3 separate regions of the Homo sapiens genome follow, and regions 1 and 3 are each linked to region 2. The links are chromatin loops, found by intact Hi-C in ENCODE. Cell type or tissue: A673. All regions are shown on one strand. Each heading gives the region's core, and the rest is flanking DNA. Links, peaks and the distances in the headings are about the cores only. Region 1 overlaps TAFA2 (TAFA chemokine like family member 2). Region 2 overlaps TAFA2 (TAFA chemokine like family member 2). Region 3 overlaps TAFA2 (TAFA chemokine like family member 2).

The links. A loop is a pair of places that touch in the nucleus more often than their neighbours do. Peaks named below come from ENCODE experiments on the same cell type or tissue, not always from the same donor. Only the 100,000 strongest peaks of a DNase experiment are listed, where the experiment ranks them.
Region 1: a loop joins it to region 2, with 2.2 times the contacts of the local background. A loop is called at or near these places in 8 of 110 quality-filtered maps.
Region 3: it touches region 2 in a loop (4-fold over the local background); 23 of 110 quality-filtered maps call a loop at or near these places.

The regions. Positions count from the first base shown.
Region 1 is chr12:62,116,665-62,126,996 of GRCh38, reverse strand. All of the region lies in intron 1 of TAFA2 (TAFA chemokine like family member 2), which reads left to right. Among named protein-coding and RNA genes, the nearest start is that of TAFA2, 71 kb to the left of the region's middle. In A673, for the core only: a CTCF peak has its summit at 3,091 (motif pointing right); a DNase peak (open chromatin) is centred at 3,136.
Region 2 is chr12:62,001,858-62,012,268 of GRCh38, reverse strand. All of the region lies in intron 1 of TAFA2 (TAFA chemokine like family member 2), which reads left to right. Among named protein-coding and RNA genes, the nearest start is that of TAFA2, 190 kb to the left of the region's middle. In A673, for the core only: a CTCF peak has its summit at 5,971 (motif pointing right); a DNase peak (open chromatin) is centred at 5,958; H3K27ac peaks cover 490 bases.
Region 3 is chr12:62,179,610-62,189,500 of GRCh38, reverse strand. The region is part of intron 1 of TAFA2 (TAFA chemokine like family member 2); the gene reads left to right. Among named protein-coding and RNA genes, the nearest start is that of TAFA2, 8.2 kb to the left of the region's middle. In A673, for the core only: no CTCF peak of the experiment used is centred there; no DNase peak of the experiment used is centred there; H3K27me3 peaks cover 429 bases.

The DNA of each region.
Region 1 (10,332 bases), core at 1-5,000, 120 kb before region 2:
TCTCTGGCTAGTCAAGTACATGGGTGACCATGTCTCCCTGAAACTGTAATATTACTATATCATGTCTTATGTGTATTTATTTAGTGGATCTTGGGGGAAAAGATTTCTCTACTGAAAAAGAAAGATTTGTTCAAAAACTGGCATAACTTTTCAAGAGCTATAATTGTAAAATTGTTAGCTAAATGATTATTATGAAGTAAGTTTATACCTGGCCTGTAAAGTCCCCAAGGTTCTGTCCTTCTGTGGCTCTCCGGCGTCATCTCTTCCCTCTTCTCATCTCATCTCTAATTTGTCAGCATTACTGCATCGTTTATACTTATGCATTCATACTATGCTGTTTCATACCTTGATTCTCTCAGCATGGAATATCAACTTTCCCCTTCTATGCACATAGAGGGGGTTTGTGGCACAACGGAAGAATCTCAAACTTTGGAAACCTCCATGTTTTCAAAAGGATGCCAGCAAACCTGCTCAAACTTTACCCTGGAAAGAAAAAATATCTTTATTATCCTAGTGAGAAAACAAACCTGCCTTCTGCCCTGGAAAGAGACACTATTTCTACCTTCCAAGGCAGTTTGACATAAAAACATTCCTGAACAGCTAATCTGGAACGAAATATATGTTAATGCCTTTGCTTGGAAAGTGCAGAAATGGGAGCCACCCATGGAGAATTGTCTCCCAACAGCTGATGCACTTGGCACATTGTATTAAAATTATCCACTTAAGTGTCTGGTTGGTGAGCTCATTTAGGGCAGAAAGGTAATCTTTTTCATCTTTTCATCCCTACTATTCAGCATAATGCTTGTCAGCGAGTAGAGAATCAATGTATGTTTATAAAATCAATGAATTAATAAAGACTTTTAAAATATGGAGAATATGGGGAGCTATATTTCAAATTATTTTATAGCGAATAATCCATTAAACCACACTAAGACAACTGGTTTTCAAATGCCAAGTGGCCCACAGACAACCAGCTGGTTTTCCGTGATCTGGATTCTAATATATGCGAAAAAAATTTATTATATGATGATAATATCAGATTCACTTATTATATGCCAAGCACTGAGTTAAACTCTTTATAAATAATGCCTCAGTATATCCCAATAAACAACCCTATGAGTAGTACTATTATTATCTGCTAGTGGTAACAGAGACTCAGAAAGTTTAAAGAAAGACTCAAACAAAAAGTTTAAGTAACTTGTTCAAAGTCATACAGGTGGTCAGTGGTGGAGATGGAATTTGAACCCAGGCAGTTCGACGCTGAAGATTGTGTTTTAACAACTTAAGTTGTGCGACTCCTCACAGGAAACAAAAGAAAAAAAATATCTGCGGGAGTTATCTTAGGTTCTCTAAACATGTGCTCTGTCTCTCATACCAAACTTGGATAGACAGAACACAAATATGCCCTATTAACAGGTTCAGTGAGCATTTGGGAAACTAAACTGAACCGTTTAGCATTTGGGAACTAAACTAAACTGAACCGTTTTAGTAAAGATGTCTCTCTGAAAGGAAATTCTTCACGACGGTAAGATGAGTGTCTTCGTCTGTGAATGCTGAGGTTGGGGATGCATGAAGATATGTTATTGCTAACCTTCAACTAAACTAGGGCAGAGCCGGGCCAGCTTCATGGGCATGTGATCTGTGTAGTCACACAGGGCCCCATACTTAGAAGAGCTGTGCTTAGAGCAGTTTGCTTGGTTTGGTTCCTGCTCTGTTTTCAATCAGTCAGTCCCTGGATATTTCTAAGGGTGAGGACTCCAGAGGGGAAGGGTGAATTCCTATCAATCATATTCCTGTAATTATTAATTTTTTAAAAAAATAAAAGGTATACAATTCTGCAGAGGGAGTGAACGTCTGTTTTACAACTCAGGTGCTCATAGAATCCTTTTTGGCTTTTTCCCCAACCTCTTTCTATGTACATGAAAGTTCACTATCACCCATCTTAAAAGAGCTGTGCTTAGAAGAGTTGACTTGGTTGGGTTCCTGCTCCGTTTTCACTGTTTTGAAATTCTTGGTACTTTTTTTGAACAAGGGGCCCTGCATTTTCATTTTGCACTGGCTATTTCAAATTATGTAGTGAGTTATGGGCTGGAGTCTTGATTGACCCTTTACAACAGTGCATTATTTGACAATAGAGAAAGGATATGGGCTGGCTACACCAGTAACTAGAGGTTCTGCCAATATCTGTACTGGAATTTCTAAGCCGTGGAATATCCAATTCCCTGTGTATTTGACGATTCTGCAAGATCACGCTGGGATTGATTTAAGATGTATTTATTGTTGAATACTAGCCTATCTTAAGGAAAATAATATTACAGACAGTTATATATAATTTCCTAATTTTTAAAGGTCTTAGATCTATTTTCATTCTTTTTTTCTGGTCTGATGGTTTGTTTTAGGCCAATTTAACCATTCTCCTTTTATAATAAACACCAAATCAATTCAATGAGAGATAACATTTCCTTTTAACAGCAATCAATATTTACTATTTCCCTTTTGATGTATAAGTTACATTTCTGTTATCCTTAGTAAATGTGGAATGCACTTTGTGATTCCATTTTCTTTTATTTCTTGGTGTGTGTGACTGTAGGCTCAATATACTCTACTCTTGGGTTGGCTAATATATTTCAGTGATGTTATCAACAGCTTTGATTTGTATTCTTTTAGTAATACTTCTTAACTCCCTTTTTTTTTTAACTTCCTCAGAAATCTTACTTAGAGACCTTATATGACCTTTGGTCATACTCATCTGCATTTATTTCTGACAAATACATATGTAATCCAGAGCTTATCTCTTGAAGCTTTTTTTTCTGTACAGTTTTATATCATTATCTTTGCAATCTTTGCGATTCTCTGATGAATTCTACCATTCTTCTACAAATGGAAATAAGCAGGGGCAAAAATACTGATTCGCAGTGGTTTAAAAACCACTTGTCTTGAGTTATTGTTACTAATTTATCCAACTTCTAAATCTTTTCTGTTTCCAAATTGTTGCATCTTGTAGGCTAGTCAGCTTAAATTCGAGTTTAAACAGGAGAATATTTGATGAATAAGTTCTGTAACCTCCTAACTCTACAGACTTGTCTGTTGTACTGCTGCAGACCCAGCAGAGGGAGCCCAAGTTCATGAACCAATCTCAGGAGCGATTTTGATGGTTTAGAACTAGTTCTCCCTCAAAAGGTGGTGTGTGTGTGTGTGTGTGTGTGTGTGTGTGTATGTGTGTGGTGGGGGAGATTTGAGAATATGTGGGGTAGGTGTGTGTGTGTGTGTGTTGGGGGAGGGTTCAGAATGTATGTGTGTGTGTGTGTGAGAGAGAGGGAGAAAGTAGAATGAAGAAGTATAAAGTGTTAACCATTTGAATTTTAATATATACTTCAAATGTGGGGGATATATTACATCTTCTGAAGAAAAATGACAGAAATGATGAGGAGAAGCATTTGATTTTCAGATCCTGAAAAGATCTGACCACTTTTTTTTTCTTACTTTTCCAGTTAGCCTGTTCTCCCTTTAAAAGTTTTCAGATTGAATTCTTATACATTTCCATTTCTTGTGATTTTTATATTTAGGGCAATTTCCCAGTGAAAGCTTTTTTTTTTATTCCCTTCTTCAGTCTATTACCTTACAGGCCCACACATTGTGTGTGCACCTACATCTGAGATAGCAACTCTTGGAGATTATTTAAGTTTAGGTGAATGTTTATTCAATAGATTAATCAATTAGTCCACCAACTATCCAAACAGACTTATTGAGCTTCTAGTGCTATATGAGGTGTGGAGTGTGGGCATAGAGAGAGAGTATGCAGTTGAGAGAGGGAATAAAAGCTGTTTTCTGTCCTCGATAAACTTAAATGTGGCTGAGTATATAAGCGTATTTGGTAAAATACAAAATGTTATGTATCTAAATGCTAAGCAGTAGTTCAAAATGTCCATAAAGTGAATATGAAATAGGTGTTCAGAGGAGAAATATGTAGATACCTGTAGCTGGAAGAGCCTAGAAAAGCTTCAAGGGTGATATGAGCTAGATGATGACTGGTTTTATGCATGTTGAGATGAGAGAAGAGGGTTCTCCATGGTAGAAAAGCAACATAAGAAAGGCCATGGAAAAGAAGGTATGGTTTATGATGGGGCTGCAGGTCACAGTGTGGGATTATGCTGTTTGTGTGCTGCATACCCCTATGCGGTGCAGTTCACACCAAGCCAGTGTGAATGGTGTTTCTCAATGTACCCAGTGCCCTAGAATGAATTCTGTGGTGATTGGGGTTATATGGAACAGTGAGTGGTTCCTAGCCCTTTGTATGTTATCAATCACTCATTGAGAGGAATCTATACAGAGGCAGTGCAGTACGGTGGGTATATATGGACTATGTAATACATTGGAATCTTGGGTTCATCAGAAAATAACTGTGTGACCTAGCTCAAGTTATTAACCTCTTTATGCCTTATTTCCCCCTCATTTATAAAACCACACGATAATGATAGTACCTACTACCTGGAGTTGTAATGGCTAAATGAGATAAAAAGTCAATGCTTAAAGGAGCACCTAGAGCCTGAGTGTTAGCTGTTATCCTCAAAGAGCTGATGTGTTGCTCTAACAGAAGGAAATATCCTACTTTTTCAAGTGTAGAAATATTCCATTAGGCTTTTCGTTATGAACATCCTGGGTTTCATCTAGACTACTTTGTCTTTTGCTCTTTGAGAATGATGGAGCAGATCATATGCTGATCTCACAGGCGGATTCATTGAGGTAAATCAGATAGCATGGGCTTTTAAAAAAACTTATAAGTTCAGGGATACAAGTGCAGGTTTTTTACATAGGTAAACTTGTGTCATGGGGATTTGTTGTGCAGGTTATTTCATCACCCAGGTATTAAACCTAGTACCGATTAGTTATTTTTCCTGATCCTCTCCCTCCTTCCACCCTTCACCCTCCAAAGGCCCCAGTGTGTGTTGTTCCCTTTTGTGTGTTCATGTGTTCTCATCATTTAGCTTCCACTTATAAGTGAGAATGTGTGGTAGTTGGTTTTCTGTTCCTGTGTTAATTTGCTAAGCTCCATCTCTGTTCTTTCTGGTTTCAGTAAAATACAAAGGTGACACTGATTTCAGGAAGAGTGATGTTCACCTGGGAATTCAATGGTCATGCTTGTGCTTGCAGCTTTCCCACATTTTCTAGTTGTTTTGAACCATGGACAGAATATAAGCTCCATGAGAACAGGGGTTATGTCTACCTTGGTCACTGTCCTATCTCCTGAACCTTACATTTGCTTTTACCCTCAAATGAATGGGTCAGTGATTGAATAGAGGCATGATTTAGATAATTATCTCTTTTTCTCACAAATTTGTTGGCTGTCCTATCCTTAGCATAGTTGAAACAGGTTATTACTACAGAATATCTTGAGAGATGCCAAATTTAATATCTTTCCTGGTGGTTGAATCATTGCCATAAGATGAAAATCACTTATACTTTAGATCACGTTATAGTTTAAAAATACTCTCTCATACATCATGTAATTTCTGACAGCATTCATGGGAATTCGTTATTTCTCATAACTAATAGATTTAGTCACTGAGTCTCAGTAAAGTTGAATCACTGGCTCAATGTTACACACAAATCATTGTGGACTTTGGACTTAATCTGAGGTCTCTGACTACAAGCGCAAATTTTTGTGGCACTATACTTTTTAAATATCTGACTTGAAAGCCTTATGATGATACTCACTCCCCCGGCAGGAATAAAGTCTTTCTAACTTCCTCATATTGGTGTATATATGTTTATGAGATTAGGTAGGGGTTATCATGGAAGACCCCAAGAGGGATTCATAGGGAATGTGATACTGAGCAGAACCTTGAGGTGAGGAGAGATTGAACTTACCTAGGGTAGTTCATAGAAATCATGATGCAGCCAGATCACCGGAGGTCAGGAGTTTGAGACCAGCCTGACCAACATGGAGAAACCCCGTCTCTACTAAAAATACAAAATTAGCTGGGCCTGGTGGCATGCGTCTGTAATCCCACCTATTCGGGAGGCTGAGGCAGGAGAATGCTTGAACCCAGGAGGCAGAGGCTGCAGTGAGCCGAGATCACGCCATTGCACTCCAGCGTGGGCAATAAGAGCGAAACTCCATCTCCAAAAATAAATAAATAAATAAAATAAATAATAATAATAATAATAAAGAAACCATAATGCAGCCATTGGAAATGGAAGGCCTAGATGGGATACCCCACTAGAGACTCTGGAGTAAAGGCAGGAGTGCATAAAGAGATAGAACAGGAGAGACTGGAAAATAGAGAGCCTGGAGTGGGCATTATAGATTTTCATACCTTTATGTGAAGCTGGTCATGCTGTTGGGTCAGCTGGAAACCTAAAGCCAAGTAACTGAGTAGGCTGGAGTTGTGTTTGACTGTACATACCACACGAAGGAAGAGTTTGGAAAGACTATTTCTTACTTTCTCTTCTTCTCTAGTTTTGGAGAAAAGTCTTCATCAAATATGTTAGTAATATTCAACATTTTCTATGCCAATGTTTACATTATAGTCTGAAGCATGTCTGGAAATGGATGTTGTTTAAAAATTTTACCGCTATTGACTGCTTCTATTTTAAATTTCCTACATAATGAAATTACTAAATGGAATCTTTAAAAAGAAATACAAATGCCTATTTAATGAGACCATTGAAATGTACAATGCCATATCCTCTTACGTGCTTAGTAATTACAGACGTAGTTGAAGTCAGTCAACATTTGTGGGTATATCAGTTGTGGAACGACATAGATGGGCCTATTTTAGATTTATTTATGGCTCCCTGATTATATTGTGGAGCAAATTTTTGTTCTTTACAGTATCTAGCACAGCACTTTCTCATAGTAGATGTTTAATAGATGTTTGTTAAATGGTTTGGAAATTAAACACTTTTACTTTTTTTTTTAATGTTTTTTTTTGAGATGGAGTTTCGCTCTTTTTCCCCAGGCTGGAGTGCAATGGCGCACCAGAACTTCTGCCTCCCAGGTTCAAGTGATTCTCCTGCCTCAATCTCCTGAGTAGCTGGGATTACAGGCTTGCACCACCACACCCAGCTAATTTTGTATTTCTAGTAGAGATAGGGTTTCTCCATGTTGGTCAGGCTGGTCTCAAACTCCTGACCTCTGGTGATCCAACCGTCTCGGCCTCCCAAAATGCTGGGATTATAGGTGTGAGCCACCGTGCCCGGCCAAACCCTTTTGCTTTTACAGAGATGCAGTCATACCATGATGGAGCAGAAACAGAGAAACAAGAGCTCCTCTGAAATAGTGGATATGTGGCAATTAATTTACTTTTTGGTGTGCCTTTTCTTCATTTGTGACCTACTTATCTATAAGGTACAGGTTAATTCGGTTTCATTTAAAGCAGCGTTCAAAAGAGCTAATACAAAAATGAGGTAAAACAAATTATGTCATAGTAGGAATGCAAAAATGAAAATAGAAGTGGATATGTGGAGCAATGATTATGCTTGCCTTTCCCATATTGTGGTTACTTTTGTGTATGGTGTATGTGTATATATGTATGTGTGAATTTGTGTGTGTTCCAGTTAGTCAAAACAGATTTTTAAATATGCCTTGTTGAGACGATTGGGGATGCTTCGGGGAAATCATCTTCTTGTTTCTCTTCTTTTTATAATCATTCTGATTGTATTTGATAGTATTGGTAACCTCAACTCCTACTATGCAAATTTTTTTTCATTTAAGAAAACATTATATAACTAATTAGAATTTTATGTAAGTAGTAAAATTTGGGAGTGTTTTTTTAAGAATAATGTAATAATAATTTCCAGTAACTACAGATCAATGCCTGAAGAGTAAATAATTCATTAAATGTCTATGAAAACATGACACTAGGTCCTTCCCTCACACTACATGAAAAAACAACTCCATATAGATTAAGGATTTAAGTATCAAAAGCAAATCTTTAAACACTTAGTAGATAATCCAGATGAATGGTTTTTAGGTCTAGGATGTAGAAAGATATTTCTTAAATAAGGCATAAAACATGTTAACTATAAAAGAAAAGACATATATTTTGCTATATTAAAATTAAAAGCTTTAGTTCATTAAAGAGATGTCTTAAAGTGAGAAGTACTGTCACAAACTAGTTGACAATCTACATAACGGACAAAGGATTGGTGTTAAGAGCACAAAAAATTATCTACAAATCAGTAAGAAAAGTAGCAAAAGTTATAAATAGACACAGAAGAGAAAACTCATATGACTAACAAACATATGAAGAGATGTTTATTACACGATATCACATCCATTAGTGATCATGAAAACACAAAGAAACATAATAATACAACATAAATTTACACTGTTCTTTTGGAAGAAAATATAAAAGCCTGATAGTGTCAATTATTGGAGAGGAAATAGGTCCACTGAATGTTCTTCGCTGACTGGAGGGCAAATTGGTGCAATCATTTTAAAAAACATTAAACAATTTGGAAAAATTGAACATTCATATATCATATGACTTCAGAATTATACTCCTAGATATCCAATAAAACTCATTTACATATACAACAAAAATATGTGTAAAGATGTTAACATCATTGCCACTTGGAATGGAATAGCCTGGAAACAATCTAAATAGACATCAGTAGGAGAGTGGATGAATAAACTGTGGTATATTCACATTAAAATATGACACAGTAGTAAAATGAATGAAGTACAGCATTTACAAATATGAATAAATTTTAGCAATATAATACTGCACAAAAATAGCAAGTTCTAAAAAATTAATGATACCATTTTATAGAGTTAAAAACTAAAATATCCCTTTAGATACATATATATGTAATTATTCTTTGTGTACAACAGCAAGGGAATAAAGGGAATAATGAGTATGGGATGAAATTTGGTTATTGCCTCAAATCTGAAGATTCAGAGGGATGTCATATGAGGTGACTGCATAGTTGAATGTGGGTTGCAATCAGAGCCCCAATATTTGTTTTGGGAAAATTCATGTGTACTTATCACATTATTAAAAATGGCCAAATAGATAAAAGTGGGTCATACAATTACCAATGCTGAGAGTATGTTATAAGCCACGGATTATTATTAATCCAATTCTGTGCACCTGAAGTACAAAGAGGAAAAAAAGATGAACTAGTTCCCAAAATAGATGAATATTAAGGAAATTCAGTTTTTAGCTATATTTTAAGAGTTGGCATGGCAGGCTCTATTTTGTTGCTATTTTTATATTATTTATCAATGCATGTTTAGATTGTATGTTATAAGAAAAACAGCTTTAAGAACTCATTCCCAGGTTATCTGTGTCTATCACATAAAAAAGGAAACATAGGACTCATTCTACTACATTTTCTTGGTGCTCACTTAAATTATATTTTATATATTTTCTAAAGAAAAAATTGAGACAGTACTGAAACCAGTTTTAATACAGATAAGATACTTGGAACATTTGAAGTGTTGAGCATTTAAATAATCAGCCTAAACACATCTGTTGGAAATATGTGGGGTCCCAGGCTGAATACTGTGAGTCAATATGTGGAATTTCAGATCTAAATATCTAATTTACTAAAACATAGTTCCTAAAATGCACCACTTTTTTTTTATATTTAGAAAACAAAATTGGAAGCATTCTAGAATAGCAAAATTAAAACTATTGTGAATTATTGCAAATATAACACAATGCCAATATAATGAGGGCATATGCAAGATCCAAACAAACACAGGAACTAACCAATAAAACGAGTAGGAATTTCAGCTTACAAAAGCAACTGGCAGTCTTTAGAATTTGTAAATACTATTTTGTAATGAAGCCCAGATACTTATTCACATCTGTTTGTTAGGGTTGCCATAACAAAATACTACAGACTGAGTGATATTAAAGAACAGAAATTTCAAAGTTTCCGGAAGATAGAAGTCCAAGATCAAGAGTTGGCAGATTTGGTTTCTCTTGAGGCCTCTTTCTTTGGCTTGCAGTTGGCCATTTTCTCCCTGGATCCTCACCTAGTCTTTCCTCTGTGTATGCATCCCCGGTGTCTCCTCTTCTTTTAAGGATACCAGTCATGGTGGATTAGGGTCCTACCCCAACAGCCTAATTTTAACTTATTTAAAATGGCCAAATAGATAAAAGTGGCCAAATAGACAACCTCATTTATCTCCAAATAAGGTTACATTTTGAGGAACTAGGGGCTGGGGCTTCAGCATATGAGTTTAGGAGGAACACAGATCAGCCCATTACAACCTCCATTTCTGTTACTGTGATTCCCACGACTTAACTCCATAATTAGTGTCTGCTGTTTTCCAGGTCCCGTTCTAGGTTCTGCTGGGACACAACAGTAAAGCCT
Region 2 (10,411 bases), core at 4,007-9,006:
ACAGATTTATTAAAGTTTTAATAATGTGACAGTCAGATAATTAACATTTATTGATGTTTCTCAATGCACCAGTGTATATGAGGTGGTTTGGAGTTCTTCTTATCACCACTAAATCACTTTTATTTAATCTCCACTGAATGTGACTAAAAATATTAAGCCTTAGAAATTACAGATTTCTACAGATTCTAGCAGTAATGTTCAGCATGTACTATGAAATGATTTAAGAACACTTGAAAATCAAGTACAAACAATTGTCAGTAGCGTATAAACACTATTAGGGATCTATTCTCATAGAATCCCTATTAGTGCTTATGATTTACTTAGCATGTGTGTGCTGAGAGGTCAACCAAATATTTTACAAATGTGAAGTCAGCTTTAGCTCTATTTTACAGATGAGGCAAACTGAGGTTTACAGAAGAGCTTAGTGCAGTTGCAGGGGATTTAACTCTGGTCTGTCTTATACAAGCCCACTGGCTACCTTATACTACAGTTTCTTTTCTTTTTTTTTTTTTTTTTTAGTATTTATTGATCATTCTTGGGTGTTTCTCAGAGAGGGGGATGTGGCAGGGTCATAGGATAATAGTGGAGAGAAGGTCAGCAGATAAACACATGAACATAGGTCTCTGGTTTTCCTAGGCAGAGGTCCCTGCGGCCTTCCACAGTGTTTGTGTCCCTGGGTACTTGAGATTAGGGAGTGGTGATGACTCTTAACTAGCATGCTGCCTTCAAGCATCTGTTTAACAAAGCACATCTTGCACCGCCCTTAATCCATTTAACCCTGAGTTGACACAGCACATGTTTCAGAGAGCATGGGGTTGGGGGTAAGGTTATAGATTAACAGCATCCCAAGGCAGAAGAATTTTTCTTAGTACAGAACAAAATTGTGTCTCCTATGTCTACTTCTTTCTACACAGACACAGTAACAATCTGATCTCTCTTTCTTTTCCCCACATTTCCCCCTTTTCCTTTCAACAAAACCGCCATCGTCATCATGGCCCGCTCTCGATGGTCACTGTCTCTTCTGAGCTGCTGGGTACACTTCCCAGACAGGGCGGCCTGGCAGAGGTGCTCCTCACTTCCCAGACGGGGCAGCCGGGCAGAGGCACTCCTCATTTCCCAGACGGGGCGGCCGGGCAGAGGCGCTCCTCACATCCCAGACGATGGGTGGCCGGGCAGAGGCGCTCCCCACCTCCCAGACGGGGCGGCTGGGCAGAGACGCCCCCCACCTCCCAGATGGGGTGGCCGGGCAGAGGCGCCCCCCACTTCCCAGACGGGGTGGCCGGGCAGAGGCGCCCCCCACCTCCCAGACGAAGGGCGGCCGGGCAGAGGCGCTCCCCACCTCCCAGACGAAGGGCGGCCGGGCAGAGGCGCTCCCCACCTCCCAGACGAAGGGCGGCCGGGCAGAGGCGCTCCCCACCTCCCAGACGAAGGGCTGCTGGGCAGAGGCGCTCCCCACCTCCCAGATGAAGGGTGGCCGGGCAGAGGCGCCCCTCACCTCCCAGACGGGGGGGCCGGGCAGAGACGCCCCTCACCTCCCAGACGGGGCGGCCGGGCAGAGGCGCCCACTTCCCAGACGGGGCAGCTGGGCAGAGGCGCTCCCCACCTCCCAGAGTAAGGGCGGCCGGGCAGAGGCGCTCCTCACCTCCCAGACAGGGCAGCCAGGCAGAGACGCTCTCCACTTCCCAGACGGGGTGGCGGCTGGGCAGAGACTGTAATCTTAGCACTTTGGGAGGCCAAGGCAGGCGGCTGGAAGGTGCAGGTTGCAGCGAGCTGAGATCACGCCACTGCACTCCAGCCTGGGCAACACTGAGCATTGAGTGAGCGAGACTCCGTCTGCAATCCCAGCACCCTGGGAGGCTGAGGTGGGCAGACCACTCGAGGTCAGGAGCCGGAGACCAGCCCGGTCAACAGGGCAAAACCCTGTCTCCTCCAAAAATACAAAAACCAGTCAGGCATGGCGGCGCGCTGGCAAACCCAGGCCAAGGCAGGAGAACCACGGGAGCCCGGGGCAGGGAGGCTGCAGCGAGCCGAGACCACGGCAGTACAATCCAGCCTCGGTAACAGAGGGAGACCAAATAAAGAAATGGGGGAGAGGGAGGGGGAGGGGGAGGGGGAGAGGGAGAGGGAGAGGGACTACAGTTTCAAATTAGTGTTTTTGTGTAGATATTTTGAATGTTGGAAAAGTAAACCTATAGTACAAAAATGTAAAAGCTAATGGAGAATGGTGTGTTTCTTAGGCACATTTAAATATGTTATGAGACTACCTCAATTGACCAGTCTCCTTTATTCTTTTCTGGCAGGGGAGTAGCTATTTGGGGGCAGTTTTCAAAGAATGTTGAATTATTTAAACACACAGTACTTTGTCACCAAGGCATTCCTATCAGTGTCTGAAGACGGAAAGGGAAGGAAGATGAGTTTATTCCATATGGTTGGATAATTATTATCATGGAAGAAAACATGGACTAGGAGTTCATATCTAAGAACTGCTCATTTTTTGACTTTGTATGTGTCACAAGTTTTCAGAATATTGGTTTCCTCATCTGCAAAACAAGGAATAGAATTCTCTGATTACTTTCTGTGAGTAATAAATGGATGGAATGACGTAATGTGTCACTTTGGATGTCTTAGTCACTTGAAATAATATTAGACTTTCACATAATTATATATTTTTTATATCTGATAAAGCCAAATTAGTGTTTCTGAATTGCTCGTGTCTAAATGCCTAGTGTCCTTTTGACTTTTCTTTGAGAGCGTTTCATAGTGGTAATGTTAAACACAAATCGGAAATCATCTGTGCCATGTTATATCTTCTGTCCGCTCTAAAGAGGTTGGGATTATGTATAATCTTCAAATTCCCAGCAGCTATTGGTTCCTGCTACATAGTAGACACTTAAGAAATGCTTTTTAAATGAATAAATGAATACATCTAAGAAAGTTGAGCTTTCTCTGCTGTTACTGGAACCAATATAAGAAGGATTAGTAAAAGAGAACATGATGATTTTATAAATAAGGGGACCTGCATCATCTTTTGGCCTTATGATGCCCCCCAAATTCACTTAACTGACTTTCAAATAATTTGTTTAAGCAGTGTGTTTTGCAAAATGCTATAAACACCTGAAATTATGTGTTTAATATGATGATTCTATGTGTGACCAGATACTGAAGTTCTCATTGCTCTGCTTTTGTTCTGAAAAAATGACTTACATGGGCTAAAAGATTCTCCCTCCTGTAATGTGTGTACATTTACAATAGGAAATTTTCACTGGTAAACATGATTAAGTTACAAAAATTTACTAGTTAGAAAAGTTCGTCATCTGAGATGATCCAAGTATGATTGCACAACAGTCCTCTTTCTATCAATTTCTGTCATTTGATTTTTCTCTATTCGACCCAACAATTTTCTTTCAAAGGTCAGTTCTCTCATCATGTGCAATAAGGGGCCTAAAATGTTGGCAATAAAATGGATAGTGTCAGGCATTTGTCAAAACACCAAATAACTGCAATCATCTTTCTTGTGTGTAATCCTGATGCATCCAGACAGACAGCAATGCCAGAAAGTCAGCTAGGAATATTTGGACATGTTACCAATTTCATTATTTTGCTTATTCCTTAGGGATTACAAGCATACCTAAAATGTGTTCATCTCAAAGATGGGTGTTATAGTAGTAATATTTTAAATAGAATATCATAGGTATTAGACTTAGAATTAGACTTAGAAGATGTTATGTTGTGCGATGATACTTTTAATAGAGTTTGGCAGTATCATAACAAAAAAATGGTAGGTACTAGCATATACTTACACATTTAAATTTTGTTTTCTTCCTGTTACTGCTTTACCTTTTCAGTTCTTGAAAAACATTATTCTATTATAATGTTAATTTTAAAAAGTATAGAAACTATGTGAAATATTTGATATTTAACCACTTAATCAACTCCAGTAATGTGATATTTTTATAGATTATTTATAGTTGCTGTATTTTATTTGTCTTAAAATACATGATCAAAAGGAAATGACAGTAACAAAGAAGAAAAAATATCTTACATGGTAGTGCAATGAATTATTTAAACATCCAATCAAACTTTTTTCATGGTGTTCCCAAATTCATTTAGTTGATTTGCTTATACTTTATTTCTTTGTAAAGAGTTATGAGGACCTTATGTTAAGTGAAATAAGCTAGACACAGAAGGACACATACCATATGATCTCACTCATATGTGGAATTTTAAAAGGCTGATCTCATAGAAGTAGAGAGGATAGTGGTTATCAGAGGCTGGGAAGGATAGAGGAATGGGGAAATGTTGGCAATTGGGTACAAAATTCCAATTAGGAGGAATAGGTTCTTATGTTCTTTTGGACAGTAGGCTTGACTATATTTAATGATAAAGTATTGTATATTTTAAAATAACTAGAAGAGAGAATTTTGAATGCTCTCGCCACAAAGAAATGATAAATGTTTGAGGTGATGGATTTGCTAATTACATTGATTTGATCATTATACAGTGTATACATGTATGTAAATATCACACTGTACCCCGTATTGTTATGTATCAATTTAAAAGAAAGTAAAACTTTAAAAAAAGTACACTTCTGAAAGTGTAGTACTAGCAATCAAAAGAAAGAAGATGGGGTCTGTTTTTTCAAGATGAGCTATCTTTATAAAATTACAGAATGGGGCCCTGGAAGTCATTAGATCACTCTCCCATTCAAAGCAGAAATTATCTCTGTAGTGTTCCTGATAAGTTCATTTACTTATCCATTCATCAAATATTTATGACCTACTATGAACTAGGTTCTCTTCCAGTCACTGTGAACAGAACAGTGAACCACATAAGTTAAGTCTCTGCTTCACAAAGCTTGCTTCCTCGTGGGAAGATACAGATTATAAATAAAACAAAATCACTTTGATAGTAACAAGTAATATATATTATGAAGATCAGGGTAAGAGGATGTGGTGATTTCGTATAGGGTAATAAAGGAAGGTCTTTTTGATGTTGGAACATTTATGCCCTAAATGAGCTGTAAGACGAGGCTGTGTGTCTATGTGTGTAAAGAACATTACAATCATAGGGGTCAGAAAATGCAAAAGCCCCTGGGAGATGACATGCTCAGCATGCTCCAGGAATAGGAAGCGGTCAGTGTGGCTGGAGCAGAAGGAGCATGGGGGCCAGGAAGAATGGTAGAGAGGTGGCCAGGTGACAGATCACACAGGACGCATCTTCATCACCCTTCCCAGAGTTTCCTTCAATCATGCTTCACAGGCAAGATTCATTTCTTAACACCTCATAAAAAGAAATATATAGTCCATTTAGTCTTATGAGATAAGAAATATTATAATAAGTTTATAGTTGTTAGTTTAAGTAACTTGCAGATGTCTGAAGCACACACTTGTAATGAACATTTGTGATGAGTTAGGGATCTGTCTCCCTTTTTTCCTTGCAAGGAGATATTAAAATGGTTGATGGGGGCTTACTAATGAATTGTGATAGAAAATGGGTTGGGGAGAAGATATATTGGTCACTGAATTTGGTGACTTCCATTTAAATGACAATGTCAGTGCTTGCAATTGATATTTGAAGCTGATAAACTATTGACAGTTTCCTCGGTAAAATATGGAAAAACATTGGGTGGCTCCATCCATCTGAGTATGATTTCCCTTTTCTCTTCCTAGTTGTAGCCTCTCTTAGACTTTAGTTAGTAGTAAAGCAAACATAAAATGCTGGAACAAATATAAATATTACTATTCAGTGCCTTGTAAATCTATTTTATCTCCCATTTTAAGTGTATATGATATTATATATAATTATGTTATTATAACATGATAGTTATTTCTAAATCAATCATTTGTAGGCTACTCTATTTCGGATCTTTAGATACATCTGCTATCCACGTGAAATTTATAGGAGCGCTTTGGTTTGAAGTATGACCATTTTCCTCTTCTTACCAGCAGAGGGCACGCTTCACAACCCTGTTTGCCTTTGTCAACAAAAAGCAGTGATGAAATAGGAAGGTTTAAAGACAAAAACAAAAACAAAACAAAACAAACCACTGATAAACTTTCAAATCTCATGTGCTTGGTTTACAAAACAAAAGTATCATCAAAATGGAAAGAAATTTAGGATCTAGTCAGTACTACCATCACCAGGGTAGATTTTATACTGTTCAAATCATCTAAGAGAGATTGAAGTAGTTTTAATAAATTGAGAGAAGAAAGAAATACAATAAAGCTGTGCTATGAGTCTTCATAGTATTATAAAAATGAAAATGTTGAAGTTTATTTTGCTTAATAGAGCTTGATAGGAAAATGATGAATTGTAAATTTTAATAAGTAGATGATTTGAGGGTAGATTAAGACTTATTTTTGGATTTTGCAGTTATTTCTTTCTCAGACATGTTTTTTCATTGGCAGATATACGAATCAGAAGGACATCGAACTTGAGTTGCATCACTTACTATTTGTGCAACTTAGGGCAAATGAACTGTCTACACCTCACTTTGCTTATCTGTAAAATCCATATAGTATTTTTGTGGATTAATGGAAAGAAAGCAGGATGACAGAGAGGGAACCTGCTTTCTAGTTTATCCCTATAACCTTAGAGAAAACATTGATCCTCTCTGGTGCTAATTTTCCTGCTCTCAGAATGAATAGTTTGAACTAGATTATCTATAATATGTGTGGTGTATAGTCAATGAAAGCACTTTCATGCTAAAATTTCATATTAAAGTTTCTAGTAAGCTAGAAAATGCTATATGCATGTAACTGAATTAAACATGCATTTCCTCTATTTTACATTAAATTATTTTCTATATGAATTTCCAGAAACATATCTGTATTCTGAAGTCACAAATAATCTATATTTAAGATCTCATTGGAAATGGAAGGAAGGAAGAAGCAAGGCTAAAGTGGAGACGATAGCAATAAAATTAGAACTTTTCTTCCATTCATTCATTTATTCATTTATATTGTGTATATATATGGTATATTGCATAATGTTTTGATATACACATACATAGTAAAGAAATGATTACTACAGTCAAGCAAATAAACACTGCCGTCACCTCACATAGTTATCTTTCTTTGGTGGTAACACCTAAACTCTACTCTTCTAGCAAATTTCTAGTATATGATACAATATTATTGACTATAGTCTTTATCTTACACATTAGCTTTCTATATTTAATCATCCTACATAACTGCAATTTTGAACTCTTTGACCTACATCTCTCCATGTAGTTTACCCCCCTCACCCCATCCCTGGTAACCACTGTTCTATTCTGTTTTTATGTATTTGACTTTAAAAACATTCCACAAATAAGTGAGATCATACATTATTTTTCTTTGTGTTTCTGGCTTATTTAATGTAGCGTGATGTTCTCTAGGTTCATCCATGTTGTTGCAAATGATGTAATTCCTTCATTTTTAAGGCTTATTAATATCTACTATGTATCTGTACCACATTTTCTTTATCCATTCACCCGTCGATAGACACTTATTTTGTTTTCATATCTCGACTATTATGAATAATGCTGCAATGAATATGGGAGCACTGATATCTATATGATACTCATTTCATTTCCTTTGGGTACATATCCAACAGAGGAAATTCTGGGTCATATAGTAGTTCTATATCTTGCCCATCCCGCTTATCTTAAAGACAATTTATACCCTATCACATTCCCCATCAAACTTGGAGACATTCATTTTTTTCCCTCTCTTTACTCATATCTGAGCAGAGACTAGATGCTTGTTCCTACTTTACAGTGCAGCTATTTTCAGCTCAAGTAACTTTTCTTCTTTTTAACACCTTTTTTGCTTCATCTCTCTTCTAGCCATTGCCTAGTAATATCAGAAACACCTTTCCAGCTCTCTCTTTATTTCATTTAAATGAGTTGAAAAGAATATAACCATATCAGAGCAGTGCTGGTGATCCACTTGTAACAGGGACAAAGAAAGCCATGCTTTGAAGTGAAAATAGACATAACAAATACCTCATTTCTTAAAACTTTAAAAGAGGCTTGAAGTTTCCTGCAGAATTAGCATAAAAGTTTTCATCTTTCTTCTCACTTTCTTTAATTATGTATGGCTGCTCTTAAGTGTTGGTATTTAAGATAAAATAATACCTTTATAATTTATTTATTTTGTATTTTTGCTTAATATTGTAATGATTTTAGTCACTGCTATTCATTTATAATATATAATATTTCAGATAACTATAAACCAAAAGTGATTTTATAGATGGACTTGTGGATCTACAATTAAGAATGTTTTTTCTGTATGGGAAGCAAATGTAGAGATTAACTTTTAGACGGTAACATATGAGTCAATTAGAAACGTTCTCCTTTTTTTGCATGCACTTCTTGTGAAAAATGGGAAATGAAAAATGTGAAAGTCTACTCAAGTCTGGTTCTGCTTCTTTTGAAATCCAGCAAGTCACACATAGAAATGTATTTATGTTTAAATTATGTAAACATATTTATTGTACATCTATATACTAGCCATTGCTCATGGTACTTGGAATATATAAGAGAACAAGACAGATTAAGATCTTTGTGCCTCATGGAGTCTAAATCCTAGTGGTGGTAGACAGGAGAGAAGCAATGAACACAATAAATAAACAAATTGTATAGTAGAGTAGACATTTAAAAGTGCAGTGGTAAAAAGAAAAATAGAGCAGGATATGAAGGATTGGGAGTACCAGGCTGAGGTGGATGGGTTGCAGTTTTAAATTGGATTTCAGAGTAAGCCACATTCAGAAGCTGAGATTTAAGCAAAATTTGAAGGCAAAGGAGGAAGTCAAGAGAGTATATCTAGGGTAAGAACATTCTAGGCAGAGGAAATAGTCAGTGCAAAGGCTCTGAGGTGGGAGCTTGTCTAATGGGATAGAGGAACAGTGAGGGGCCCAGTTTAACTTCCTGGATTGAGTTAGCAGATGAGAATAGGAGGGGAAATCAGACATAAGGGGGTGCGGTTCATGGCTGGCTTTGTAAGGCATTGCTTGGACTTTGGTTTTTCTCTGAGTGAGATGGAAGCCACTTGAGAGTATTGAATAGGTGAATGACAGGTCCATATTTACATTTAAAAGGATCCTTTTGGCTACCATGTTGACAATAGACTGTAGATGGAGAAAGATAGAAGCTGGGGAACCTGTTAGGAGACTAATGCAGTAATCCAGGTGAGAGATGATGGTGGTGAGAGATGATGGTGGTGAGAGGGGAAAGGAGTAAAGGATGTATGCAAGGGAGTAATTCCAATGACTGGCAATAGAATTTAATCTGAGTAAGAAGGGTAGAGAGGATGTCAGATGGGTGAAGGACATAAAAAATTGGTAGAATTAATGCTTTGCAAGAACTTGTGGGGTTTAAGCATTTTTAGAGTGAATTGATGTACTGGAAGGAATAAGGTAGAAAGATAGAAAGATGCAACCCAGGAGGTGGATGCATAAAATTTAAATTTTAGACGATTTATAGGTAACAACAAAATGAAGAATATGACTTGGGAATGTGAAGCTAGAATAGGGAGTATGATATGATTATTGGAAGAGAGAAATTCAGGAAGGGGCCAGAGTGTTGGAAGGACTATCTCTATGTGAATTGAAATAGCCAAAAATTAAGATAGGGGTTGTGTTTTAGAAAGTCATAGTAAACCAGGAGCTAAAATTGTCAAGCAATAAGTGGAAATGACACAGGTATCAGTAGACTATGTCAACAATGAGGGTTTGCGAGTGATGTAATCTGATGACATGAGAGTCTAAGCTAGGAAATTTTATGGAAGAGATGGGGAAAATAATCGGGAAGCTATCTTGAGAAGCAAAGAGTGCACCTCACTTGTAGCTAGGCCCATTACGCAAAAATGAGAGAAAGCCAATACTTGAGACACAAGGGAGGCAGGGTGCTCAGCGGGGAGCCAGGATTTCAGTTAGAGAAAGAACACTGAGGTTACATGGGGGCTATTTGTAAGGAAAGGAGAAACTAAAAAAGGTCTTTTATGATTCAAATATGTGTCTCACAGAAATTTTCCCTTTTTATTATTCCAAATAAATAAATCTAGAAATATTTATGGAATACATGCAATATACAGAGTACTATGTCCTAGGCTATATGAAAACGCAGTGAAACATAAGCCACTACAGGACCTAATTGCAGTGACCTTCCCCACCATATTATCACCAGTCTCTGAAGAGTTTTCTCATTGGTTGGACAAAGGGGACAAGCGATGTGGTTCCACAGAAGAGAGAGGCATAGGATGGTTAAGGTCCTCCAGGTTGGTGATCAAACCATCTGGCTTTTGTTTTTTGGTAACATTGTTTTGTTCATATTATCATGGGATCTTTGATTCCAAGTTTTATTTGTATTAAAACCTCTCTACAACATCATCACTTAACAGCAGCTAATTATAGTGCTGCATAATATCTT
Region 3 (9,891 bases), core at 1-5,000, 180 kb before region 2:
GTCTCTTTCCTTACTTTATTTTGTTTTGAATCTCATCCTGAGTCAATTGTTTGAGTTGACCTTTCTTTTTAGAATCTTAATTTTTAAAGCCACCAGTAGCCACTTAAAGGCCATCAGTTACCACACTGGAGCTTATAAATATTTTCATTTTCCTAATTTTCAATAAAAAAGTTGGATTGTATTATTTATAGATACTAAAAGTCCGTGAGGTTGATGTCACTGCCAACTGAATACTTAGGCACAGGGAATCTTTTAAGAGGCAAATGGCTTTAGTGTGTTGTTTTATTCAGATTAGGCATTTTTTTTTTTATGTGAAAATCTTGATTCTTTTCTTGCCTTTAAAAAATTTAGTACTTTAGGATGCTTGAATTCATATTTATGTAGAGTGCTACGATATGTGTCTCTTAAAGATGAACCCAGAATTTTTGACATTAAAGCAAATGCCTATATAATGCTACAGGTTCTGCTAAAGGGGAATTAAGGCTTCTAAGTATATGTGATATTGCATTAGAAAAATATTAGCTATTTTAACAATGACAAATTGGAGAATGAAGATTCATTGAGTTGCCTATGGATTTATGTAAAAATAGATTACATATTGCTTAGAGATGGCAATATGGTATTTACTAACCACCAAGTTATAAAATGTGATGACATGGCTGTAAAAATATGTTTTTAGATATGGCCAGTTTTCCTATTTAAAAATTTATAAAATGATAAAATTTAGAGGGTGGTAGAAAAATTTAAAAATTATTTTATATTTTATCAGAAAATGTTAGTAGTCCTGGATCCAGTGTCTTCAATGTAGTATTTTGATGATCATTTTTAAATGTATTTTTGTGTTAAAATACACATTTAAGGATGATTTATCACTAATTGCAAGTTATGGATTACCTTATACAGGAAGGGTAAGATATGTATCTTCAGGATTTCTCAGTCATTTCTTATCTTGGCCCCTAAGAAAAGGTCCTGTCAGATTGCACCAAAGTTCAGCAATCACTGCAAACTGATGAACATTTACTGACGAACTCTCTAATGCATGTCCCAAACAAGGAATGTTCCAAAGTGTCATCAGTTATTTCTAATATATTTGAAAAGATGAAACAACCAGAGTGCAAACAGTTCAGTGCCCCTGCTTTTACTTCTGCAGTATTTTATTAGGGATGCCTCATTAAGTCACATTTTTCTGCAGCTGTTTTGTTCATTGAAGATTCAAGTAAAAATAAGGAACCTTACTGTGCAATGCAGTTTTGTTTTCTTGGTGAAAAATCACAACTTGGGGTAAAATAATCATCCAAGCCGTCATCCCCTTTGATCTATGCCTGACATTTGCAAATGCAATTCATCAACCTGTTATTAGTAGGGCTTCATCGAAACAAAGAGAAGAAATGCATTAACACAGCCTGCTGCTAGATATGAAGGCCAAACCAGCTGCATCAACTTCATATCTGGCCACATGCTTACACAAAATTTCACATGATATAGCCTGCTTTTGGACCACTGATTTTATAATGCCATGTAATATGGTGAATTTACCATCTTATTTGAAAATTCTTTGGTTAACTTTATTTTGAACTACTTTGAGCATATTGAACTATTTAATTATTCCATCGAAAGAGAAGAAATAATTTCACACTGAGTTACCATTAGTCTTTAGAAAACAGTTTTACTTTAGGTTCGGAGCACAATCTGAAACAGGAGATTGACAGGTGAGCCCAGCAAACAGAGACATAGAAGTTAGTTTCTGTTTTTTAATTGTCATTGGCCACTGACTTATTGGGTAATTTTTAGAAGGTCTGATTTTGTTCATTCAGTGCAGTGATTCATTCAGTGCAGTGTCGTCAATGAAATAAACAATTCTTGTCTTCTTAATCTTACAGAAATTTTAAGAGGATAAGTTAGACATATTGGAATGTGAAAGTATTTAAATATATTTCTCTGTAGTACCTAACAATATAATCTCTGTATCTATACATATATGCACATGCATACATACATACATACATACATATGCTTTAAATGACACCCATGTAAAATACTGGTTTTACGTAACAGGGTGATCAGAACAACTTTGTAGAATGTCTGCCTTTATAGGTGCATAGTTTTTCCACTATTTTCCATGATTTGACTTGCAGTACAACTGTATGCATAGTGTGACAACGTCATTTATAACTGAGTTTTACTGTTTGAGCCATTGTTAATACATTCTATTTTTCTCATGAATTTTTCTTTTGGAGATACTTTTATTTACTAGGCTACAAATGCAAAAAAAATCATTTTTGTCCTCAATGCGGAGACACTGTGGATGTTTTTATTGACACTACAACTGGGAATTTTGACACATTTTGAACGCTGAACATATCTGTGTGCTGCTGTCTTTATTGAATATACACCTCCATAGTCAATGCACAAACTATGTATTACATTGGCGTGTACTATTCTCGTTTAAAATGGTATCTACAAAATTGCCAGAAATATATTGATATCATACTCCAAATTTATGTTAGTTTTCCAAAATCCACCTGTTTCTAATGTGTATACCACATGGATATGTTGGATTTTATCCTGTGCTGTAATATTAGGCAAGCTAGTCAGTGGAATACTTAGGCAATTGATTGGTATTGCCATTGGAAAACATAAGGTTTCTAGTTTACTTGAAATCAGATGAAGAGTAAATATTTAAGCTGTAAGAAGAATACTCTATTTTGTTCAGTGGTTCATGTGGAGTATGAGATATATAACTAAGGAATCAGAGCTTATATGTTTATATTAGATAAAGTCCTTTTAATCACTTCCTTCAATCTCCTAAGTTACTCCATAGTAGCTGTAATTGTTTTATGATTTCCCCTGAATGGCTAGTTAGCAAAGTTACATCTCCCTTTCCCCAGCAATAGTACAAACATAGTCATTCAATTAAATTTATATTTATATTGCTTCTTTTAAACGTAGCTTTATGCAGTAGATTTTGGAAACTCTACAGAGAGATTCAATAATGTGATAATGTTGCATTCTAGCAATTACGGTGATAGGCTGAATTTAGTAATTTGACAAAATGAAGAGAACCAGCTGAACAAGTCTCCTGTACTATGTAAAGCTAACTCTCTACATGAAGCCTGGAAAGTTCAAAGTAGTTTTTGATGAATGCAAGGTTTGTTTTACTAAATATAAATAAATATATATATATTTGCTGCTACAAACTAGTCACTGCATAATTGCATGCATGTGAATGGGCAACGGTGTTGCCCTTTAAAGGTCATGCAAACATTCTGAACCTTTCAATTTTCAGTGTTAATTGCCTATGGCCTCCTGTAGCTGCACATGGAACTTTCTGTTGAGTTTAATAATAAAGAAAAACACTTTGACTTTCTTTGGGTGGATTATGCAGCTCTTTATAAACAAGTCTTTGAAAATAAATTATAGTGGGCACTAGAACAGAAGATTTTTGTAAAGGTGCATTTGTGCTTTGGAATTAAAGTTTTCAAACCAGAATGTCCTGGGCTATGAGGAGACAGATTCCTTCTGGTACAAAAAACTGATCATTCAAAATTATTGTCTATATCTGAAAACTCTGCCATGGTTTTAAAAGGGTTATGTGGTTATAGGAATTTTAATAGCAAACTTCCACCTAGTGATAGAACAAAGAGACTTTATTAAAATATATTCTTTGAGAGGGCAGGCCTTCCAGGACCTTACAAACAATAGGGCATTATATATTGATGGAATGAATTTGTGACTTTCAGATCAGTCAAGAATTTAGAAATGGCCATTCATATTACTTGAGAAAAACAACATTTATACTTATATTTTTATCATTACTAGCTTATAGACAGTTCTAATTTCACAGAGGCACTGTCCAGTACTATTTTATTTAAAGTAGGAAACCTGGTTACTGTTACCATTTCTTTCTTAGTTTAGTTTTACCTTGTTATAGTTATATGGTAAATGGCATACTCAAATTTGTTGGTGCTAGAGTGTTCAGAAAATTTCTCAGAAATGGCTATCAGACAAGTCAGTAGCTGTGAACTGGTCTTGCTTGCTATTTGGGTTCTCCAGCTTTGTTTGTATTTTCTTTGGAAAGTTGAGTCAAATTGAGTGAAATAGCTCTAACTTTAGTTCTTTTTCACAGTGTAGAAAGAGAAAAGAGGTAGACGATCCACATTTCAGTGAAGCAATTCAAAGGCCAAGGGGAGAATGAGAGGGCATTGAAATCTCATCCTCCACAAAACAGAGGCCCCATTTTGGAAAACTTTAAGGAAAAAACTTAACCTAATTTTTAAAAGTTTAGTTCTTGGACTAAATCTAATGACTGTTATATGACAGTTTTTTTCCTGCTAAGATATGTATGTATTTAAACATTATTGCCAACCCCTATTAGACTGATAATTGGCATGCTTATAAATATACATTCAGAATTGGGTCAGAATTTATACTTTTTTAGTTGAAGGTATGTTTGCTCCTTCCATCATTTGTTGAGTGGTTAAAATTCATTAGCTTGCTATTTGGGTTAGCAGATAAATTTTGAAATTGACTATTATAAAACCAGTGTGGTGCAGTGGCGAGAGCTCTGGAGATGCTTTGTAGCTCTAACAATAAATAACCATGTGGCCATGAAAAAACCACTTTATTTCTCTGTGCCTCAGTTTCTCAGCAACATATTTCTTCAGTGGAGTTTTTAAGACAATTAAAATAAAGTGTTTTTTCAGCCAGGCACGGTGGCTCATGCCTGTAATCCCAGCACTTTGGGAAGCTGAGGCAAGAGGATCACTTGAGCCCAGGAGTTCAAGACCATCCGGGCAACATGATGAAACCCTGCCTTTACAAAAGTAAAAAAAAAAAAATTAGCCAGGCATGGGTGTGTGTGCCTGTAGTCCCAGCTACTTGAGAGGCTGAGAGGGGGGAGGATCACTTGAGCCTGGGAGGTCACAGCTGCATTGAGCTGTGATCACACCATGCACTCTAGCCTGGGTGACAGAGTGAGACTATGCCTCAAAAAAAAAAGAATTTTTTTTTTCCCGTGTGTTCAGACCCACTAAGTATCATGGCATGGAAGTGCAATAATATAGCGTGACATATTTAACCTTAAGGAGCTTCCCTTTTAGTTAGGAAGTCAAGGAAAATCTAGCAGATAGTTTCTGGCATTTAAATACCTCATATATACTTTCCAATAGATAAGTAATCTGTTATATGACAGTTGTTTCCTGCTAAGATATGTATGCATTTAAGCATTATTGTAAACCCCTTTTAGACTGATGATTGGTGTGCTTATCAATATACATTCAGAATTGGGTCAAAATTTATACTTTTCTAGTTGAAGATATGTTTGCTCCTTCCGTCATTTGTTGAGTGGTTAAAATTCATTAGCTTGCTATTTGGGTTCTTCAGCTTTGTAAGATTGAGATGGAGATGATGAAGATGATGATAATGATGATTATGGTGATGACTAAAGGCTATAGACCTTGGGACATAAAATTGAATCAGATTTAATCTTATAATTTAGTAATGTTGCTTTATCTGCATGATGCTGTTTTGTTATAAAACAAGTTGTGATAGGTCATGGGTCTCAGGTTTTTTAGGGTTACATGTCTTTGCTCTACTGATGGCTTTCATAGTCACTGAAATAAAATTAGTTCGATCAACTAGGCTAGAAAATAAATAATCTTCATATATTATATGATAATTAAACATATTCATTCAAAATCTATGTATGAATTTTGAGAATTTATAATCCTTGGAAAAGTCTGTTCATTTATTCAATAAGTATTTATTGGGCACTGTCTTAGTCAGTTTGAGCTGCTGTGATAAAAATACCACAGATTGACTGGGTGCAGTGACTCACGCTTGTAATCCCAACACTTTGGGAGGCCGAAGTAGGTGGATCACTTGAGCCCAAAAGTTTGAGACCAGCCTGGGCAATATGATGAAACCCTGTCTCTGCAAGAAAATACAAAAATCAGCCGGGCATGGTGGCAAGTGCCTGTAGTCCCAGCTACTGGGGAGGCTGAGGTGGGAGGTTTGCTTGAGCCCAGGAGGTTGAGGCTGCAGTGAGCTGTGATGGTGCCACTGCACTCCAGCCTGACTGACAGAGCAAGACCCTGTATCAAAACAACTACCACCACAAACAAAAACAAAACCACAGACTGAGTGATAAACAATAAGCAGTAATTTCTCACAATTCTGGAGGCTGGGAAGTTCAAGATCAAGGCACCAGCAGATTTGTCTGGTGAAGGTCATCTTCCTGGCTTGTAGACACCCACCATCTTACTAGACCCTCATGTGGTGGTTGTGGGGTGGGGGAACAGGTATCATCTCTCTCATGTCTCTTCTTATAAGACAATAATACTATTCATGAGGGCTCCACTTTCATGATATAATTACTTCTCAAAGGTCCCACCTACAAATACCATCACATTGGAGATTTAGGCTTTAGTATATGAATTTTGGGAAGACACAAACATTCAGTCCATAGAAAGCACTCTCTAGGTGTTTGGGCTATCTTAGTATACAAAAAAGGCAGACATCTGCCCTCATGATATTTACCATTTTAGTATATTACTTGGAGTTTTGAAATTAATCTGAAGGAATGGTTCAACAATGTATTGTGCTGTATGTTTTCTTCTTAGTCATTCTTATTTATAGCTGTGAAGTATAGGTCTGAAAAGAAATAATTAAAATAGTTAAATATTTGAGTTGAAATGGATTGTGAAGAAAAATATTATAGAATATATTTGAGGTGAGGTATGTAATGCAGTGGATTGATTCTAGCTCACAAGGTCTGTCCTCAAATGGAGGGTGACACAAATGGTAGATGCAGAAGTTTAAATTTATGCAAAATATTTGGAACAGGCTCTGTAGTCCCAGAATGCCTTATTCCTCATAACAGTGCCTTTTAAACTTCTATGTGTACACAAATTACCAGGGAAATTTTGCTAAAATGAAGGTTCTGGAAGAGGGCCTGAGATTCTGCCTTTTTAACAAGCTCCCAGCTGAATACTGTTGGCCCGTGGACTATGGTTTGAGTTGCATGGCTTTAGAAAGCATTTTTATCACTAAATTTTATTCTGCACATTCGAAAAGGTGGGAAGCCTTCAACTCTTACCCCTTTGACAGGTTTCTCCCTGTGGCAAGCAGCTCAAACCTGGTCACTGACTCCAAACATTTTTCTCATAGGCTCTTTCATAGGAGCACAGAATTTGTAAGTGTTTTGCTTAGTTTTTTAACCTTCCATTTAGAGAACATATTTTTCCTCCAATACGTAAATTAGAAATTGTTTTTCACATATTAATACAAGTTTGGTTTACATCCTACAGTTTGAAGAGATGTTTATTTCATAACTAAGACATTATATTATATATCAATATATTCTAGTATACAAAGTCAATTTTAGTTCTCCAAATTATTTTTGGAATTTCAATAGTGACTTATTCCTTTTAGGGCTTAGATGTCAAAATTTTGGCCATAATGTCTAGGTTTTTGTTCTACTTGAGTAGCTACTATGTGTAGCGGGGGGGGGATGGACTTGAGAAAAGATGAAGCTTTCCTTGTGTATTTATTGGGCTTACAATTTTAAAATGAATATCTCTTCCTTTTTGTAAATTTTGCCCTGTTAATCTTAAATAACTTTCCATAAGTGATTCCTATAGGATTGAAGACATAATACTTTATGATTTAGGAAGTTTGAACTTCTTATCTTCATATATTAGAAGGATTTTCTCACCCTAAGCCAGTTTGGCTAATGTCAGAAGGTGTCATAGCTAAGGTACGTGACTCTATTCTACTGCTGTCTAGGACCTCATGTCACAAGCTCAGTTCACTGGATGAAATATTTCGTCATCAGTTTTATCAATGCTCTGGAAGTTCTTATGTTTCCTTATGCTGGTGTATTAATTATAAACTGAGATTAGATTTAGACATGTCAGTCTGAGGGAGTGAAGCAATTTGTTTTCTTTCAAGTTGTATGATTAATATAGTTCGTAATAGTCATGCTATTAAATCTTACTCAGTTTTTTTCTTCTAAGTGTTTACAAGTTTCTACTATATAGAATAGCTTTGCTTATAGCAGAGGAATGATATCAATTCATTCCACTGAATCTGTTAGACTGTAAGCTCTGTGAGGCAGACCCATGTATATCTCATTTCTATTGATTCTCAATGTTTAGCATAGTGTCTGGCATCTAATAGGTACTTAATAAACTTAATGGGAAGATGGGATCAGTAGTTACATAGTTACAAATTGATAGAGTGTAGCTTTATATGTTTCTTCAATGCCGAAGGGAGAATTCTGTGAAGAAGTGTCATTTCTAATTATGTGTGTGTGCACACGCGTGTGTGTATGTGAGAGAGAGACTCAGGGGGCGGGGGGCACCAGTTTTTCTGACCTACACCCGAATTAACAAATACATTCTAGGCAAAAGGTCAAGGACAAAAATAAAGTAAGCATGCTGACTGAAATTCTCATTCTTTCCATAATTTATTGTAACCTGGAGACTTAGAGACTACATACACTTGTGATTCTACTGTTGTATAAATTAAATAATATTTGTCAATGTCAAATTTAAGTGTTGTTAATCACATATGGAATATATTTTGATTGCTCTTGTCAGTAACTTGACTCATTCATTAGGGAATTTAAAGCCATTTATTCTTATCTACATAATTACCATTTTTGTAATTTATCATGAACTGGGATTTGCTTTTTTTTTGTTAACTTCAGAAACATTATTGACCATGATACCATTGTTCTTGGCTTCAATGATACTAAATTTTTTTGGCTATTCTAATTCTAAATGCTATTTAGTATAGCTAATATGCTCAGATATTTATTGATTTCATTTTCACCCTTCTGAGTTAAGTAAGGCTTCTAAATTCTTGCCACCATAGAAGATTCCACAAAATTAAAACTCTTTGACTGTACTTGATTATTTAAAAAACACATATGTTTAATAAAACCTGAAAAAGTTCAGTTTATTAGATTATAAAAAAGTTGAATATTTTTTCTTTGCATGTATTTTAAAAGATTATAACTGTATATATTAGCATTGCTACACACTTAGAAACTTTCTCAAAACCCTTGAATATGATGTCTTTAGTCTTTGAAGTATAATATTTTTGGGATTCTCTGATGATTCTCAAGAAAGGCTTTAAATGGAATGAACCTGATTTTTCCTTGTATTGTCCCAAAACACTCAGACTTGTGTAACTAAGCTCTAAGCTCAATCTAATTTTTGAGCTATGGCTACGGTGGTACTTATTGAAAAAGATGTATCTATTCTTCTTCCCCAATGCAATCCCAAATATGAAAATTCGTAAAAAATTCAGGTACTGTATAGTACTGAAAAAAATTTAAAATCAATACATGGAATTGAAATCAAGCTTACTGCACATTGGTGAATTTTACCTTGGAGCAGAGTCCATGTTACACTACTAGGAAAACTGGGTGAGCTATGATTTTCCTTGCTTACTGTCTTTTCCTAGCAGCTGATTACCTAGTCTTTAAGGTGAACTTCAGGGTTTGTAGCTAATATTTTACTTTGCATTTTATGAAATCTGCATCAAGTTCACTGGGCAGATGGTATGGCAGACCGGAGTGAACTGAGAGAAAAAAGCAGACTGAATAACTGGCAGTCAGGGATTGAGAAGGTGGCAGGGTTAGCATTTTGTGGGATATAACGAGGAAGAATTATCAGGTAGGGAGCCAGATGGAGTAAAAGTAAGAGAGAAAAGAAGATCAGAAGGGAAGTTTGTTCTAGATTTCTCTCTAAAAAAAGAGGAAATCCTTGACCTTTGAGAAAAGTAAGAAGTTAGAAAAGAATAAATCCATTGAAATTCTTGGGGAACAAAGAGGTAAAATGGCAATGCACTGAAGTAAGACCATAGAGGAGAGAAAAATGCGTG